2 separate regions of the Homo sapiens genome follow, and region 2 is linked to region 1. Evidence: read pairs that join two places in POLR2A ChIA-PET (ENCODE). Cell type or tissue: A673. All regions are shown on one strand. Each heading gives the region's core, and the rest is flanking DNA. Links, peaks and the distances in the headings are about the cores only.

Region 1 (8,833 bases), core at 2,065-4,564:
TTTTCAAGTAATCAAGACACCGAGAAAGACAAGATTGGGGATGGAAGAGCAGTAAGAATTAATGGAGACGTCCAAGAATTGTAGTTCGGGCGCGGTGGCTCATGCCTGTAATCCCAGCACTTTGGGAGGCTGAGGTTAGTGGATCACCTGAGGTCAGGAGTTCGAGACCAGCCTGTCCAAATGGCGAAACCCCATCTCTACTAAAAAATACAAAAATTAGCCGAGCATGGTGGCGCACGCCTGTAATCCCAGCTACTGGGGAAGCTGAGTCAGGAGAATAGCTTGAACCTGGGAGGTGGGAGGTGGAGGTTGCAGTTAACCGAGCCACTGCATTTCAGGTTAGGTGACAGAGTGAGGCTATGTCTCCAAAAAAAAAAAAAAAAAAAAAAAAAAGAAGAAGAAGAAAAGCAAATGGGTAGTTTGTTTTGCATGCTTCTTGCCAGGCAGAAAAGGTGCTTGAGAGGAGAAAGAAGTGGAAAACTGGAAAGGGGGGGAATCTAAATCAAGGACTTTATTTTCCTTACTGTTGAGTTGTAAATACAGTCCTCCTTTGACATTTATCTTCCCCTTTTTCTATGGTTTAAAAACAGGTGATTTGGCTGGGCATGGTGGCTCACACCTGTAATCCCAGCAGTTTGGGAGGCCAAGGCAGGCGGATCACTTGAGATTACGAGTTCAAAGACCAGCTTGGTCAACATGGTGAAACCCTGTCTCTACTAAAAATACAAAAATTAGCTGGGTGTGGTGGCAGGCACCTGTAGTCCCAGCTACTCGGGAGTCTAAGGCAGGAGAATCGCTTAAACCCAGGAGGTGGAGGTTGCAGTGAGCCGAGATCGCACCATTGCACTCCAGCCTGGGAGACAGAGTGAGACTCCGTCTCAAAAGCAAAACAAAACAAACAAAAAACAACGTGATTTATATATCATGGCGTTGTATTTATGTATTATGTAGTTTTTTTTCTTTTGACACAGGGTCTCACCCTGTTGCCCAGACTGGAGTGTAGCAGAGCGATCACGGCTTCACTGCAGCCTCAGACTCCTGGGTTGAAACAACCCTCCCACCTTCCTGAATACCAGCTATTGTCCCAGCTTCCTGAATACCTGGGACAATAGTTGGGACTATGGGCACAACTGTCTTGGGACTAAATTTGTATTTTATTTTATTTTATTTTTATTTTTTAGAGACGGAGTTTCGCTCTTATTGCCCAGGCTGGAGTGCAGTGGCGCGATCTAGGTTTACTGCAACCTACGCCTCCCGGGTTCAATCGATTATCCTGCCTCAGACTCCGGAGTCGCTGGGATTGCAGGCATGCACAACCACTCCTGGCTAATTTTTTTTTTTTTTTTTTTTTTTTTTGAGACGGAATCTTGCTCTGTTGCCCAGGCTGGAGTGCAGTGGCACCATCTCGGCTCACTGCAGCCTCCGCCTCCCGGGTTCAACCGATTCTCCTGCCTCACCCTCCCAAGCAGCTGGGACTACAGGCGCGTGCCAGCACGCCCAGATAATTTTTTTTTGTATTTTTAGTGGAGACGGGGTTTCACCATATTGGCCAGGCTGGTCTCAAACTTCTGACCTCGTAATCCACCCGCCTCAGCCTCCCAAAGTGCTGGGATTACAAGCGTGAGCCACGGTGCCTGGCGGCTAATTTTGTGTTTTTAGTAGAGATGGGGTTTCTCCATGTTGGTCAGGCTGTTTTGGAATTCCCGACCTCAGGTGATCGGCCCGCCTTGGCCTCCGAAAGTGCTGAGATTACAGGCGTGAGCCACCGCGGCCAGCCTGTATTTTATTTTTTGTAGAATCAGTGTTGCGCTAGGTTGCTCAGGCTGGCCTCTAACATCTAGGCTCAAGGGATCCTTCCTGCCTCTGCCTTCAGAGTAGCTAGAATTACAGACACACATCACCATGCCCAGCTTTGTTTGCTTGTTTTGAGATAGGATTGGCTGGTTTTGAACTCATGGACTCAAGCTATCCTCCTGCCTCAGCCTTCCAAAGCGGTAGGATTACAGGTGTGGACCACCGCTCCCAGCCTGTATTTTATTTTTTATGCACTTGGTAGTGCCCCTTCATGACACTTAACATAAACTTTCAGCCAGGAACAGTGGTTCCCACCTGTAATCTTTGCCCAGGTGGGAGGATTGCTTGAGCCTACAAGTTTGAGACTAGCTTGGGCAATATAGTGAGACGCCAATCTCTATCTTTAAAAAACTAAAACATTAGTCCGGGCGCAGTGGCTCACGCCTATAATTTCAGTACTTTGGAGGCCGAGGCGGGTGGATCACCTGTGAGGTCAGGAGTTTGAGACCAGCCTGGCCAACAAGATGAAACCCCGTCTCTACTAAAAATACAAAAATTAGCCAGGCGTGGTGGTGGGCATCTGTAATCCCAGCTACTCGGGAGGCTGAGGCAGGAGAATCACTGGAATCCAGGAGGTGGAAGTTGCTGTGAGCCGAGATCGCACCATTGCACTCTAGCCTGGGTGACAGAGCAAGACTCTGTCTCAAAAAAAAAATTTTTTTTCTAATAAATTTTAAAAAAACAAAACATTAAATAGGCTGGGCCTGGTGGCTCAAGCCTCTAATCTCAGCACTTTGGGAGGCTGAGATGGAAGGATCACTTGAGCTCAAGAACTCGAGTCCAGCCTGGACGATGTATCAAGACCTCATCTCTACAAATAATGTTAAAAATTATTAGTGCAGCATAAGTGGCATAGGCTTGTGGTCCCAGCTACTTGTGAGGCTGATATGGTTTGGCTCCGTTTCCCCACACAAACATCATCCCAAATTGTAACCCCCACCTGTTAAGGGAGGGTCCTGGTGGGAAGTGATTGGATCATTTGGACAGTTTCCTCCATGCTGTTCTAGTGATAATGAGTGAGTTCTAACAAGATCTGATGGTTCGGCTGGGCGCGGTGGCTCAAGCCTGTAATCCCAGCACTTTGGGAGGCCGAGGCGGGTGGATCATGAGGCCAGGAGATCGAGACCATCCTGGCTAACACGGTGAAACCCCGTCTCTACTAAAAATACAAAAAATTAGCCGGGCGTGATGGCGGGCACCTGTGGTCCCAGCTACTCGGGAGGCTGAGGCAGGAGAATGGCGTGAACCCGGGAGGCAGAGCTTGCATTGAGCCGAGATCGCGCCACTGCACTCCAGCCTGGGCGACAGAGCAAGACTCCGTCTCAAAAAAAAAAAGAAAAGAAAAAAAAAAAGATCTGATAGTTGAAAGGTGTGTGGTGGTCTCCCCCCTGCCCTCTGCCACCTCTCCTGCTGCAATGTAAGACGTGCCCTGCTTCCCATTTCACCATGATTGTAAGTTTCCTGAGGCATCCCCACCCATGTGAAACTGTGAGTCAATTAAAGCTTTTTTTTTTTTTTTCCAGAGTCTCCCTCTGTCGCCCAGGCTGGAGCGGAGTGGCGTGATCTCGGCTCACTGCAACCTCCGCCCCCGGGTTTAAGCAATTCTCCTGCCTCAGCCTCCAGAGGAGCTGTGATTACACATGCTTGCCACCACGCCCGGCTAATTTTTGTATTTTCAGTAGAGATGGGGTTTCACCACGTTAGCCAGGCTGGTCTCGAACTCCTGACCTCGTGATCAGCCCAACTCGGCCTCCCGAATTGCTAGGATTATAGGCGTGAGCCACCACACCCTACCAAGCTTTTTCCTTTATAAATTACCCAGTCACAGGTAGTTATTATTTTTTTTTTTTTGAGACAGAGTCTTGCTCTGTTGCCCAGGCTGGAGTGCCATGGTGTGATCTCAGCTACTGCAACCTCGGCTTCCTAGATTCAAGCCATTCTCCTGCCTCAGCTTCCCAAGTAGCTAGGATTACAAGCATGCGCCACCACGCCCAGCTAATTTTTGTATATTTAGTAGAGATGGAGTTTCATTCACCATGTTGGCCAGATTGGTGTTGAACTGACCTCAGGTGATCCACCCACCTTGACCTCCCAAACTGCTGGGATCATAGGCATGAGCCACTGCACTCAGCCTCACGTAGTTCTTTGTTGTTGTTGTTTTGTTGCTGTTGTTGTTTTTTCAGACGAAGTCTCACTCTTGTCCCCCAAGCTGGAGTACAATGGCGCGATCTCGGCTCACTGCAACCTCCGCCTCCCGGGTTCAAGCAATTCTCCTGCCTCAGCCTCCCGAGTAGCTGGGATTATAGGCGCCTGCCACCATGCCCGGCTAATTTTTGTATTTTAAGTAGAGACGGGGGTTTCACCATTTTGGCCAGGCTGGTCTCGAACTCCTGACCTCAGGTGATCCGCCCGCCTCGGCCTCCCAAAGTGCTGGGATTACAAGTGTGAGCCACCGTGCCCGGCCGGCCTCAGGTAGTTCTTTATAGCAGTGTGAAAATGGAGTAATAGAGAGCTGAGGCAGGAGGATCACCTGAGGCCAGGAGGTGAGGCTGCATGAGCTGTGACTGCACCACTGCACTCCAGCCTGGGTGACAAAGTGAGACCCTATCTCAAAAAAACAAAACAAAAGACATATTTATTTTAAAAATAAATAAATAAACTTTGTAGGACTTTGTTTAGACATGTTTACCATATGACATATGTGTCTTTAGAACAGCGTCCAGCATCTTGTAGAAGGACAATCATTACAAAGTTCAAGCACGTTCTGCTTTAAACACACCTATTGTGCCACACTAAAATCTGAATTTGTGAATAAATGAACTAAAACAATCATATTATAAAACTACACAGGACTTTAAAGCGTCATGTAGGATGTGACTTTTTTATTACAGGCTCCCATAATGTATTTAGAAATATGACTCAGGATCTATCCATGATAACAGTCAGTATAGGATAAACAAGTTAGTAATTTATGTTTAATAATGTATTCTATTTATTTTATTTTATTTTATTTTTTGAGCTGGAGTCTCACTCTGTTGCCCAGGCTGGAGTGCAGTGGCACGATCTCAGCTCACTGCAAGCTCCGCCTCCCGGATTCAAGCGATTCTCCTGCCTCAGCCTCCCGAGTAGCTGGGACTACAGGTGCGTGCCACCACGCCCAGCTAAATGTATTCTATTTATAATGGTTTATTCAGGGACTAATTCCACTAAAGTTATTATTCCTGCGCTGTTCTCCACATCTGTTTTCTTCACCCACACTTCATTAGGTAGATGGGTGATGATAGTGGTAATTTTTGTGTTTTTTTTTTTCTTTTTTCAGATGGAGTTTCGCTCTTGTTGCCAGGCTGGAGTACAGTGGCCTGATCTCGGCTCACTGCAACCTCTGCCTCCTGGGTTTAAGCAATTCTCCTGCCTTAGCTTCCTCCTGAGTAGCTTGGATTACAGGCATGCGTCACCATGCCCGGCTAATATTGTATTTTAATAGAGACGGGATTTCACCATGTTGGCCAGGCTGGTCTCGAAGTCCTGACCTCAAGTGATCCGCCCGCCTCATCCTCTCAAAGTGCTGGGGTTACAGGCATTAGCCCTCACGCCTGGCCAAATGCAGTCTTTTCACCACCTTTTTGGATCACAGAAAATGACCATGAAGCTATGGAAAAAAGGGAGAGTTGAATTTAAGATTAGCTGTCAGCCCATCTTTCATTAGCCATTTCTCTAATCCAGTCTTGAATTTTCCTCTTTCTAGTAATATGGAGGGTAGCACTATGTTCAAAGCGGCCACTGGGGATTTAGGTATTTTAATATCTGTACTATGTTTCTAGATAAGTAAAATAACCAGGTGAATTTATCAGCCCACAGTGAACCTGGGGAACAGTTTATTGAACTAGTGCCCTTAAGTAGAGGACATTCTCAACATTGCTAAGTTTATCTCCCATTCCCTATATCATGGAATGAGAGAAATTTGGAGAAAAAATTTCTATTTCCTAATCTCAGCTTTTTTTTTTTTTTTTTTTCCGAGACAGAGTATCGAGCTGTCGCCCAGGCTGGAGTGCAATGGCATGATCTTGGCTCACTGCAACCTCTGCCTCCCGCGTTCTAAGTGATTCTCCTTCCTCAGCCTCCCGAATAGCTGGGATTATAGGCACGCACCATCATGCATGGCTAATTTTGTATTTTTAGTAGAGATGGGGTTTCCCCATGTTGGCCAGGCTGGTCTCGAACTCCTGATCTCAGGTTATCCACCCGCCTCAGCCTCTCCAAGTGCTGGGATTACAAGTGTGAGCCACCGCACCCCGCCCTAATCTCAGCCTTTTTATATCTTCTTGGTAGGCCCACTTTTTGGCATCCCCTAACAAGAAGTCCTCAGAGATTTTTACTACTCAACATGTGTGCGTCCCACTCAGATGTATTGTGTTCTTTCTGTTCACCCTCTACTTCCCATTCCATTTCTTCCTCTGACTTAGGGTTAGAATGGCCCAATGATCCTACAACTTTTTGATGCTATTTCATTTGATTCCTCTACTGTCTAAATCACAAGTTGGCTAACTTTACTTACTGTAAGGGATCAGATAGCAAATAGTTTAGGCCTTGTGGGCCATTCAATCTGTCATAACTACCCACTCTGACCATATGTAGTGCAAAAGCAGCCCTTGACAATATATAAATGAATGAACGTGAATGTATTTCAATAAAGCTTTACTTGTGGACACTGAAATTTGAATTTTATATCATTTTCACAAGCCACAAAATAATTATTTTGATTCCCCCCCACCCTCAATCATTTAAAAATGCAAAAATCATTCTTAGTTTATGTGTGGTGATAGACAGGTGTTGGGCTTGATTTGGACCCAGTGCCATAGTTTCAGACCCCTGGTTTAACTGAACTGAAAGGTAATCAGCTCTGCAAAGCCATTATTACTGAAGGAGACTCCCCCTTTTTTCCCTTTGACGTTTCTTCTTTGCAGACAGAACACTGATAAGTAGCAAGAGCTTTCCTTCCCTTATCCAGCCTCCCTGCCTGGCATCCTCAACTTCCTTTCACCTTCTCTCTAGAGCCTAAGAATAGAATCTTTACTAAACTCGCGGGGGAGAATGTCTCCCTTTTCCTACAACCCTTGAACAGCCACTTATCGTCAGTCTCCAGATGTCTTGCACCCAGGACACATGCTTCCTGTTTATGACAAGCTGCCTAAGAAGGGGCAAGAACAGGCTCCATTTCTAGGCGTAAAAGGGTAGGATAGACGTGGATGGAGAAAGAGTGGCTATCCCGGATTCTTTTTTCTTTTCTTTTTTTTGAGGCGGAGTCTCGCTTTGTCGTCCAGTCTGCAGTGCAGTGGCGGTGCGACGTCGGCTCACTGCAACCTCCGCCTCCCGGGTTCAAGCGATTCTCCTGCCTCAGCCTCCTGAGTAGCTGGGACTACAAGCGCGCACCACCACACCCGGCTAATTTTTGTATTTTTAGTAGAGAAGGCGTTTCACCATATTGGCCAGGCTGATCTCGGACTCTTGACCTCGTGATCCGCCCACCTCGAACTCCCAAAGTGGTGGGATTACAGGCGTGAGCCACCGCGCCCGGCCCCGGATTCTTTCTTCTTAACATACATTGGATATATTTCTCTTAATCTACAACAATGTAGTATACTATAGTATAGTATGGACAACTAGTTCTGCCCCAAACTGTGGGTCCTTGAGCAAATTACTTAGAGATTTCTTGGTGTAAATGAGGATGACAATAGCAAATTTTAAATATTGTTATGAATTATAAATGAGGTAACAGAAGAAACTGACAGTTTGATTTATCAAGTACCTATTTCTACCACTACAGAGACGAATGTTTCTGTGATGATTTGATTAAGCTCCTCACATCTACTTCGAGTATGTTTGGAAAGTCTAAATTTAGATCGTTAAGAAGAATGGTGGTGGGGGTGGGGCGGAGGCTCGGTGGCTCACACCTATAATCCCAGCACTTTGGGAGGCTGAGGCAGGTGGATCACCTGAGGTCGGGAGTTTGAGACCAGCCTGACCAACATGGAGAAACCCCATCTCTACTAAAAATACAAAATTAGCTGGGCGTGGTGGTGCACGCCTGTAATCCCAGCTGCTCGGGAGGCTGAGGCAGGAGAATCCCTTGAACCCAGGAGGTGGAGGTTGCAGTGAGCTGAGATTGCACCATTGCACTCCAGCCTGAGCGACAGAGCAAGGCTCTGTCTCGAGAACAACAACAAAAAAGAAATAAAACGTAAAAATGAATACATAGCCTCATCCCAGTAGAATTTAAATTCTATGCAAACAGGAAATGGAGTTCTCCTACCACACCATAGTATCCTCAGAATATAAACTGGGTTTGGCAACATAGTAGATCTGTATAAATAAACGAACCCAGACTTATATCCCCTTGTGGATTTTTCAGGCCATTTGTCTTTCTTATTCACTCTTGTTGTCACTACGTTAGTCTGCTGCTGTTTATTAATAGTATCTAGGGGAAGAAGGCCAGAGAATATCAAGGTAAGGTCCACAGCCTTTAAAGGGCCACTTGTCAGGGTATAAGATTTCATGGGTTATCTCTTAATTTTGAATTTCATTTTTTAAAAATTATAAACTTGCTTATTTTCCATTAGCTTAAAGCAGCCACTTACATGTAATTGGAATTAAGCTGGATTTTAAAATTTACCTGGGGTTCGCTCACGCCTGTAATCCTAGCACGTTGGGAGGCCAGGGTGGATCAGTTGAGCCCAGGAGTTCGAGACCACCCTGGGCAACATGGTGAAGCCTTGTCACTACAAATGATACAAACATTAGCTGGACATGGTGGCATGTGCTTATAGTCTCCGCTACTCAGGAGGCTGAGGCAGGAGGATCACTTGGGCCCAGCAGGTCGAGGCTGCAGTGAGCTGAGATCGTGACACTGCACTCCAGCCAGCTCCTTTTTGCAACAGAGAAAGACCCTGTCTCCAAAAAATAAATAAAGAAAATAAATAAA
Region 2 (8,418 bases), core at 5,919-8,418, 250 kb after region 1:
ACCAACCGGCAGCATCAGGCCTGGCTATCAGGCTCTCTGCTGGTTCAATGGCTCAGCAATTAGATTAGATGTAATCACCAGCTCCAGTTTTATTTGTGGGCAAAGATACTTTGGTCACATCTGATCCTGCAAGGAGGAGGGGGTACATATAAAATGCCCTGCCCTTTCCCAAAAAAAGATAAAGCAGATAGGAATCAGTAACATAAGGTCGGCATTCTCCCAAATGTACTCTCTTATCCTATCGCTAGCCTACTTTTGATAGTGAAAAACGTTCTTGTGTCTGATCTTACAAAACGGTGTCCCTTAGCAAACGCTGCAGGAAGGAAACTGAGCTGGAGTTACTCTGAAACTAAAATGTGACTATGGGTCCTGGTAACCAGGAAATAGGAAAGATCTCATCTACCACCTCTCATTTAGCAAGTTACACACACCATTTCTTCCTGATATTTATTACTAGATTTTCACCTTTTTTTTTTTTTTTTTTTTTTTGAGATGGAGTTTTACTCTTGTTGCCCAGGCTGGAGTGTAATGGCGTGATCTCGGCTCACTGCAACCTCGTCTCCTGGGTTCAAGTGATTCTCCTGCGTCCCACTCCCGAGTAGCTGGGATTACAGGCACGCACCACCACGCCCAGCTAATTTTTGTATTATTAGTACAGACGGGGTTTCACCATGTTGGCCAGGGTGGTCTCGAACTCCTGACCTCAGGTGATCCACCTGCCTTGCCTCCGCCTCTCAAAGTGTTGGGATAACAGGCGTGAGCCACTGTGCCTGGCCAAGACTCTCACTGTTTTGAAAAATAATGGATCTTAAGATAAACTTAATTTTCAATCTCTCTTTTTTTTTTTTTCCTGAGATGGAGTCTTGCTCTGTCGCCCAGGCTGGAGTGCAGTGGTGTGATCTCAGCTCACTGCAATCTCCGCCTCCCAGGTTCGAGCGATTCTCCTGCCTCAGCCTCCTGAGTAGCTGGGATTACAGGCGTCCGCCACCATGCCCGGCTAATTTTTGTATTTTTAGTAGAGATGAGGTTTCACAACATTGGCCAGGCTGGTCTTGAACTCCTGACCTCAGGTAATCCACCCGCCTCAGCCTCCCAAAGTGCTGGAATTACAGGCATGAGCCACTGTGCCTGGCCTCAATCTTATAAGGAATTCAAAAGAATAGAGAAAAGCCCACAAGCATATGAGAAATCTCATTATGGCACAGCACAAATTTGATAAGTGATATATCAAACCAAAGTATCCTTATAACAATTTTTTATTTTTTGAGACAAGGTCTCACTCTATTGCCCAAGCAGGGCCGTGATCTCAGCCTCTCAAGTACCTGGGACCACAGGTGCACACCACCACACCCAGCTAATTTTTTTTATTATTTGTAAAGATGAGGTCTAGCTATGTTGCCCAGGCTGGCATTAAACTCCTGGGCTCAAGTGATCCTCTTGCCTCAGCCTCCCAAAGTGCTGGGAGAGCAGACGTAAGACACTGTGCCCAGCCTATTTTTAATTTATTTTTAGAGAAGGGGCCTCACTATGTTGCCCAGGCTGCAGTGCAGCAGCTGTTCACAGTGTGATCATAGGGCACTACAGCCTCGAACTCCTGGCCTCAAATGATCCTCCCTCCTCAGCTCAGGAGTAGCTGGGTCTACAGGTTTATGTCACCTTGCCCGGCCTAATAATATTTTAAATTAATAAAGTCTCAACAACTTGAAAAAGAAGAATAAAGTTGGAAGACTCACACTTCCTGATTTCAAAATGTACCACAGAGCAAGAGTAACCAAGACAGTGTGATATTGGCATAAAAACAAACATATAGATCAGGCCAGGTGAGGTGGATCACGCCTGTAATCCCAGCACTTTGGGATGCCAAGGTGAGCGGATGGCCTGAGATCAGGAGATCAAGACCAGCCTGGCCAACATGGTGAAACCCAGTCTCTACTAAAAATACAAAAATTAGCCCGGCGTGATGGCACACACCTGTAGTCCCAGCTACTCGGGAGGTTGAGGCAGGATATCGCTTGAACCCAGGAGACGGAGGTTGCAATGAGCCAAGATCGCACCACTGCACTCCAGCCTGGGCAACAGAGCAAGACTTCATCTCAATAAATAAATAAATAAACAAATGTATAGATCAATGTAATAAGCAAATTCAAAAATAAACATTCACATTAATAGTCAATTGATTGTTAACAACTCAATAGGGAAAGAATGGTCTTTTTTTATTTTTATTTTTTATTTATTTATTTATTTTTTTAAGAATGGTCTTTTCAACACATGTTGCTTGGACAGCTAGATAACCATATGCAAAAGAATTAAGTAGGACCCCTATCTAACATCATATAGAAAAATATATGTATATTTTTTAAGTCACAGAAACTTTTATTGGGAAGGAATGAGCTGTAGTAAAGTGACAACCAGTGCATGTGACCAAATGGGTGAGGTGGGGGTACAGGTGGGCACCAAGGGCTGGTCCAAGACCAGAGCTGGTGACCGCTGGGGCCTGATTGTGGGGCCTTGGGCCATAGGCCCTTTGGGCTGGACTGCGTGGGCCAGCAGAAATACAAAAATAAACTCTGGGCCGGGCGTGGTGCCTGTGCTGGGATTACACCTGTAATCCCAGCACTTTGGGAGGCTGAGGTGGGCGCATTGCCTGAGGTCAGGAGTTCCAGATCCGCCTGGCCAATGTGGTGAAACCCCGTCTCTACTAAAAATACAAAAATTAGCTAGGCGAGGTGGCAGGCACCTGTAATCCCAGCTACTCGGGAGGCTGAGGCAGGAGAATTGCTTGAACCCAGGAGGCGGAGGTTGCAGCGAGCCGAGATTGCACCATTGCACTACAGCCTGGGCTACAAGAGCGAAACTCTGCCTCAAAATAAATAAATAAATAAATAAATAAGTTGCCTTTTGAACCCCTGGGGTCCTCTAGCCCATTTCCTCCCTTCCTATCCCTTCCTACCCCTTTCCCGCTTCCTATCCCTTCCACATCTTCCCCCCGGCCCCCAACACTACACCTGACTAATTTATTTTTTGTTTGTAGAGACTAGGATCTCACTATGTTGCCAGGCTAGTCTCGAACTCTTGGCCTCAAGCAAATCTCTGGGCTCAGCCACCAAAAGTGCTGAGATTATAGGCATGAGTCACCACATCTGGCCATAAATTTCTTGAATTTTATCCTTCTACTGTGGTTATATAAGTCAATATTCTTGTTCTAAGAAAACACAAACTATTTTGGGATGAAGTGTTATCTGAAATTTACTCTCAAATATCTGTTTAAAAAGAGAAAATATAGAATGTTAAATGAAATGTGGCTAATGCTAACAATTGTTGTATCTAGGTAAAATGTACACACAGGTTTATGAGCTTAAGCTTGCAACTTTATGTAGTTTGAAATTTTTTTAAAAAAAGTTTAAAGTAAAACAAAAAATGTTGAGTGAACAGCAAATAGAGAAATTAACAGCGTTAGCCTGGGCAACACGGTGAAACTCTGTCTCCTCAAACAATACAAAAAATTAGCCGGGCATTGTGGCTCATGCCTGTAGTTCTAGCTACTCAGAAGGCTGAGGTGGGAGGATTGCTTCAGCCCGGGAGGTGGAGTTTGCAGTGAGCCAAGCCTCACTACACTCCCAGCCTGGGCAACTGAGAGAGACCCTGGCTCAAATAAGTAAATATAGAAAAAAAACAACTTTCATATATTACAACCAGTTGAAAAATGTAATGGCAATATTTTAACACACCATAATATAATCTGAAGAGGAAGATATCTGTAGAAAGTACGACTTGGGCCAGGCGCAGTGGCTTACGCCTGTAATCCCAGCACTTTGGGAAGCCGACACGGGGAGAGGTCAGGAGAATTGCTTGAACCCAAGAGGCGGAGGTTGCAGTGAGCCGAGATTGCACCATTGCATTACAGCCTGGGCTACAAGAGCAAAACTCCATCTCAAAAAAAAAAAAAGAAGAAAGTACCGACTTGGCTTAGCTGACTTCCATCTCGGATAAGCCACTTCTTATGTAACTTTGAGCAAGTTCACTACTTTTGTGCTTTTTTTTTTCTGTAAAATGAAGACACCGAAAGTGACCTATCTCAGAAGTTTTGAGGTTTAAATAAGCTAATGCACGTAAAATCCTTAGAATAATGCCTAGCACTCAATAAATGTAAACTGGGAGCATAAAGATTCAGGGCAACTTGAACTGATGCTCTCAGCAGGAAATACATGAAAGGAAGATATTATTATAGAAAGGTTTAAAAATATACCTAAATACTAGCCAGGCGCGGTGTCTCATGCCTATAATCCCAGTACTTTGGGAGGCCAAGGCAGGCAGATTGCCTGAGGTCAGGAGTTCGAGACCAGTCTGGCTAACATGGTGAAACCCTGTCTCTACTAAAAATACAAAAATTAGCTGGGCGTGGTGGCACACGCCTGTAGTCCCAGCTACTTGGGAGTCTGAGGCAGGAGGATCGCTTGAACCTGGGAGGTGGAGGTTGCAGTGAGCAGAGATGGCACCACTGCACTTCAGCATTGGTGACAGAGCGAGACTGCATCTCAAAAGAATACGAAAGGACATGTGACATGTAGAATTAATGTTTTCATTAATTTACAAATTTAACATGATTGCAATAAAAATAAGTTGCCTTTTTTAACTAGTCAGTGATTTTCAAGCTCATACAGAAAAATAATAAAAGTTAGCTTTGCTACTAGGAACGATTTGTAAGTTATAACAAATGCTCTGCCGGGCACAGTGGCTCATGCCTGTAATCCCAGCACTTTGGGAGGCTGAAGTGGGTAGATCATCTGAGGTCAGGAGTTCGATACCACCAACATGGTTAGACCCTATCTGTACTAAAAAATACAAAATTATCTGGGTGTGGTGGCACATGCCTGTAATCCCAGCTACTCAGGAAGCTGAGGCAGGAGAATTGCTTGAATATGGGAGGCAGAGGTTGCAGTGAGCTGATATTGCGCCACTGCCCTCCGGCCTGGGCAACAAGAGTGAAACTCCATCTCAAAAAAAAAAAAAAAAAAAAAAAAAAAGAAATATAACCAATGCTCAATCTGCCCCACATTTGTCCTTGCTGGTAGACCATGTTAAATTTAGTTCTTCAGTGGGGTAACTTCTGATGACCAAACTTGGCAGTGTGGTCCTGCACTCCAGCCTGGGCAACAAAGTGAGACCCCATCTCAAAAAACAAAACAAAAACCACAAAGAAATCACTGGATAGCATCTTCTTGGGTTATTACATATCATGCAGATATCCTTTCCAATTCTCCCTGTGATATTATAAAACATATTTGTTCTTAGTCACCATTTCCTGTCATATAGCTCCTAAAATCTTCAAAATCTCTGGAGTGATAACTTTTGTATGCTAATGGTGACTGCTTTGCTGGGGGCTCCAAGATACCCTCAGGATGTGGGCAGGTTGCCAGGAGAAACCACCAAGTGATTGGAGGGTTGAAAGTTTCACTCCCATTCCGGGACCTCCAGGGGAAGGGACAGGGGCTGAAGGTTGAGTTGATAAACCAATGGCCAGTGATGTAATCAATCATGCCTACCTAATGAAGCTTCCCTAAAAACACAAAAGGAGTTCTGAGGGCTCCTGGACAGTTTCACACTCCTTAAGGGTGGTTCACCCTGCTTGTCTTTTCTCCTATACCTCGCCCTATGCATCTCTTCCATCTGGTTATTCATCTGTATCCTTTGTAATATCCTTCACAATAAGTAAGGTGTTTCCCTGAGTTCTATGAGCCACTAGAGCAAATTAATCAAACTCAAGCAAGGGGTCGAGGGAACCCTGATTTGTAGCTGGTCAGTCAAAAGCACAGGTAAGACAACCTGAAGCTTGTGATTAGCATTAGAAGTGCAGGCAGTCTTGTGGGACTGAGCCTTCAACCTGTAAGATCTGGAGCTATTTCCAGGTAGACAGTGCTGGAATTGAATTAGACACCCAGCTGATATCTATGGCAGAATTGCTTGCTTGGAGGCCAGGTGCCGTGGCTTACACCTGTAATCCCAGCACTTTGGGAAGCCAAGGCAGGCAGATCATCTGAAGTCAGGAGTTCCAGACCAGCCTGGCCAGTATGGTGAAACCCTGTCTCTACTAAAAATACACAAATTAGCCAGGCGTGGTGGCAGGTGCTTGTAATCCCAGCTACTCAGGAGGCTGAGGCAAGAGAATCGCTTGAACTCAGGAGGCGGAGGTTGCAGTGAGCTGAGATAGTGCCATCACACTCCAGCCTGGGCTACAAGAGCGAAACTGTCTCAGAAAACCAAACAAACAAAAAAGAATTGCTTGCCTGGTGTGAGGACCCCTGCATATTTCCTATCAACAACGTAGTAAGCTCCACTTCTGTTCTACCTCCTTCCAATTTTCACATCTCTAATGGGAAGTTGATATTTGCAACTATCTGTGCCTGTGTTTTCCAATCTCACCCAAATGTACAATGAAGTTTCTTCCCAGTGGGAAGATATAAAATATTAGAATGCCAGATATTTACATTCTAGAAATGTAATAAAACTATTGTTCATCTAATTGTTAGTAAGAAAAAGAATAAAATCAAGAACAATTTTTAAAAGGTACTCAAATGTCAACTTTATTGTTTCTATATAAACACTTTTGTACTGAAAACTGTAAAAATAACAAAGTTTGCTGTGATTGCAATCCAAATTTTTGAAAGCCAGAAAATCTAATTATGCTATAGCCCAACTACCTAATGCTTTCTTTATCCATAAGTAACTTTGCTTCAATTTCTTGATGTTGGGTTTCATCTCACTGACTTTGGGCTTCTAAGACACATGGGAATACTTATATCATCTTGGCTTCTTTGGGTCAAATCAAACAGTAGAGCTAAAGTTATTCAAATACATTCAGATTACACAGATCCCTTATGAATTACTAGTATCATAGTAGGAAGAAAAAGATACAAGAAAAATACATCCTAGAACTCATTATCAAAATTATTGGTGTATAGTCTATACTAGCATAGAGTAGCTTTCTCAACCTGCTATATAAAATTACTACCAAGAAAAAAAGGTGCAAGAATAAGATTTATGGCTGAAGTGGCTTGGTGTCTTGATTCCCTATTCTAGCATTCTCAGAAGGATCCCATCCATTAGACACGCAGAAACTGCAGGGACATTTGAATGGTCTTGATTCCTTCTGAAAAAAAATGATGAAATGGATTAATTGGAATATTGTACCCCAGAGAAATGTAATAAGCCCTCAACTATAATGTTGTTTATTTTGGTAAGTGTTGGAACAGGGAACACACACAAAAAAGGACACACGGGCCAAAAGCAAAACATTTTAGGAGAAAAAAAGATCAAAATATGGGTACCACAGAATGGCAGCTTGTGGGTCATTTTGTAATGGTAACAAGTGCAGACTGTCAATAAAACATTCTAGTCTCCGTTCTCTGAATGCCTTAAATGTAACTCATTCTGCTACTAGACACTCTGCTGAAGTGTTTGTCCTCTTACTATACAGTGCTACCGTGAAGATATTTGTGACAGCACGTGAAAGTATCAACCTAACACCAAGAGTGACCCCTAGTGTAAACTATGAACTCTGGATGATAATCCTGTCAGGGTAAGTTCATCAGCTGCAAAGTGTGCAATTCTGGTGTGTGACGTTGACAGTAGAGGCGGCATGTGTGGGGTGTGGGGGAAAGGCTATGAACATAAAACTTCTCTGAAAAATAAAGAATAAAGAATATATTTTTAAAAACTACAAACATGAACTGACTTATCCAGAGTCCCTGGGGATTCAGAAAGTCCAAGCAAATTCCCTAATTCCCTATTCCGGCAAAAGGAAACAAACCAGATACCCATCCACATATATAGCCAAAAAAAAAAAAGGAAAATAAAAAGAAAAAAATTATACTTACCTTAACTCCCTTAGGCTCCTTGTTTGTTGGTCTTCTTTCATGCTTCATGGGAAAAAAATATGTTTATTGAAAACTATCAAGAAAAAGATTACTAATATTACACATCTATATAAGGGAGAGAAGCTAGGGAATTTGTTGAGACAGGGTCTTTCTCTGTTGCCCAGGCTGGATTGCAGTGGAGCAATCATGGCTCACTGCAGCCTTAACCCCCCAGGCTCAAGTGATCCAGCTGCCTCAGCCCTCAGCCACCCACCCCACAGCAGCTGGGACTTACAGGCACGCACCACTACACCCAGCTAATTAATTTTTTGTAGAGATGGCTGATTTTATTAATTTTTTATATTGCCTAGGCTGGTCTGGAACTCCTTGAGCTCAGGTGATCCTCCCACCTCAGCCTTCCAAAGTGCAGGGATTACAGACGTGAGCTGGGAGTCTTTTTTTGAGACGCTTGTTTTGTTCTTGTTGCCCAGGCTGGAGGGCAATGGCACAATCTCGGCACACTGCAACCTCCGCCTCCAGGGTTCAAGCAATTCTCTAGCCTCAG

What was found. Peaks named below come from ENCODE experiments on the same cell type or tissue, not always from the same donor. Only the 100,000 strongest peaks of a DNase experiment are listed, where the experiment ranks them.
Region 2: POLR2A ChIA-PET joins it to region 1 with 10 read pairs; 2 of 35 experiments call an interaction of 5 or more read pairs at or near these places.

Annotation. Positions count from the first base shown.
Region 1 is chr12:7,961,349-7,970,181 of GRCh38, reverse strand. LOC124902871 (a long non-coding RNA gene) reads left to right here and starts at 3,161. Exons shown (of 2, transcript XR_007063198.1): 1 at 3,161-4,995; 2 at 5,174-6,568. RefSeq lists enhancers at 831-1,543, 1,544-2,256. In A673, for the core only: no CTCF peak of the experiment used is centred there; no DNase peak of the experiment used is centred there.
Region 2 is chr12:7,715,696-7,724,113 of GRCh38, reverse strand. It overlaps DPPA3 (developmental pluripotency associated 3), which reads right to left. Exons shown (of 4, transcript NM_199286.4): 3 at 7,875-7,916; 4 at 6,555-7,147. The coding sequence ends at 7,037. Among named protein-coding and RNA genes, the nearest start is that of DPPA3, 8.5 kb to the right of the region's middle. In A673, for the core only: a CTCF peak has its summit at 7,538 (motif pointing left); no DNase peak of the experiment used is centred there.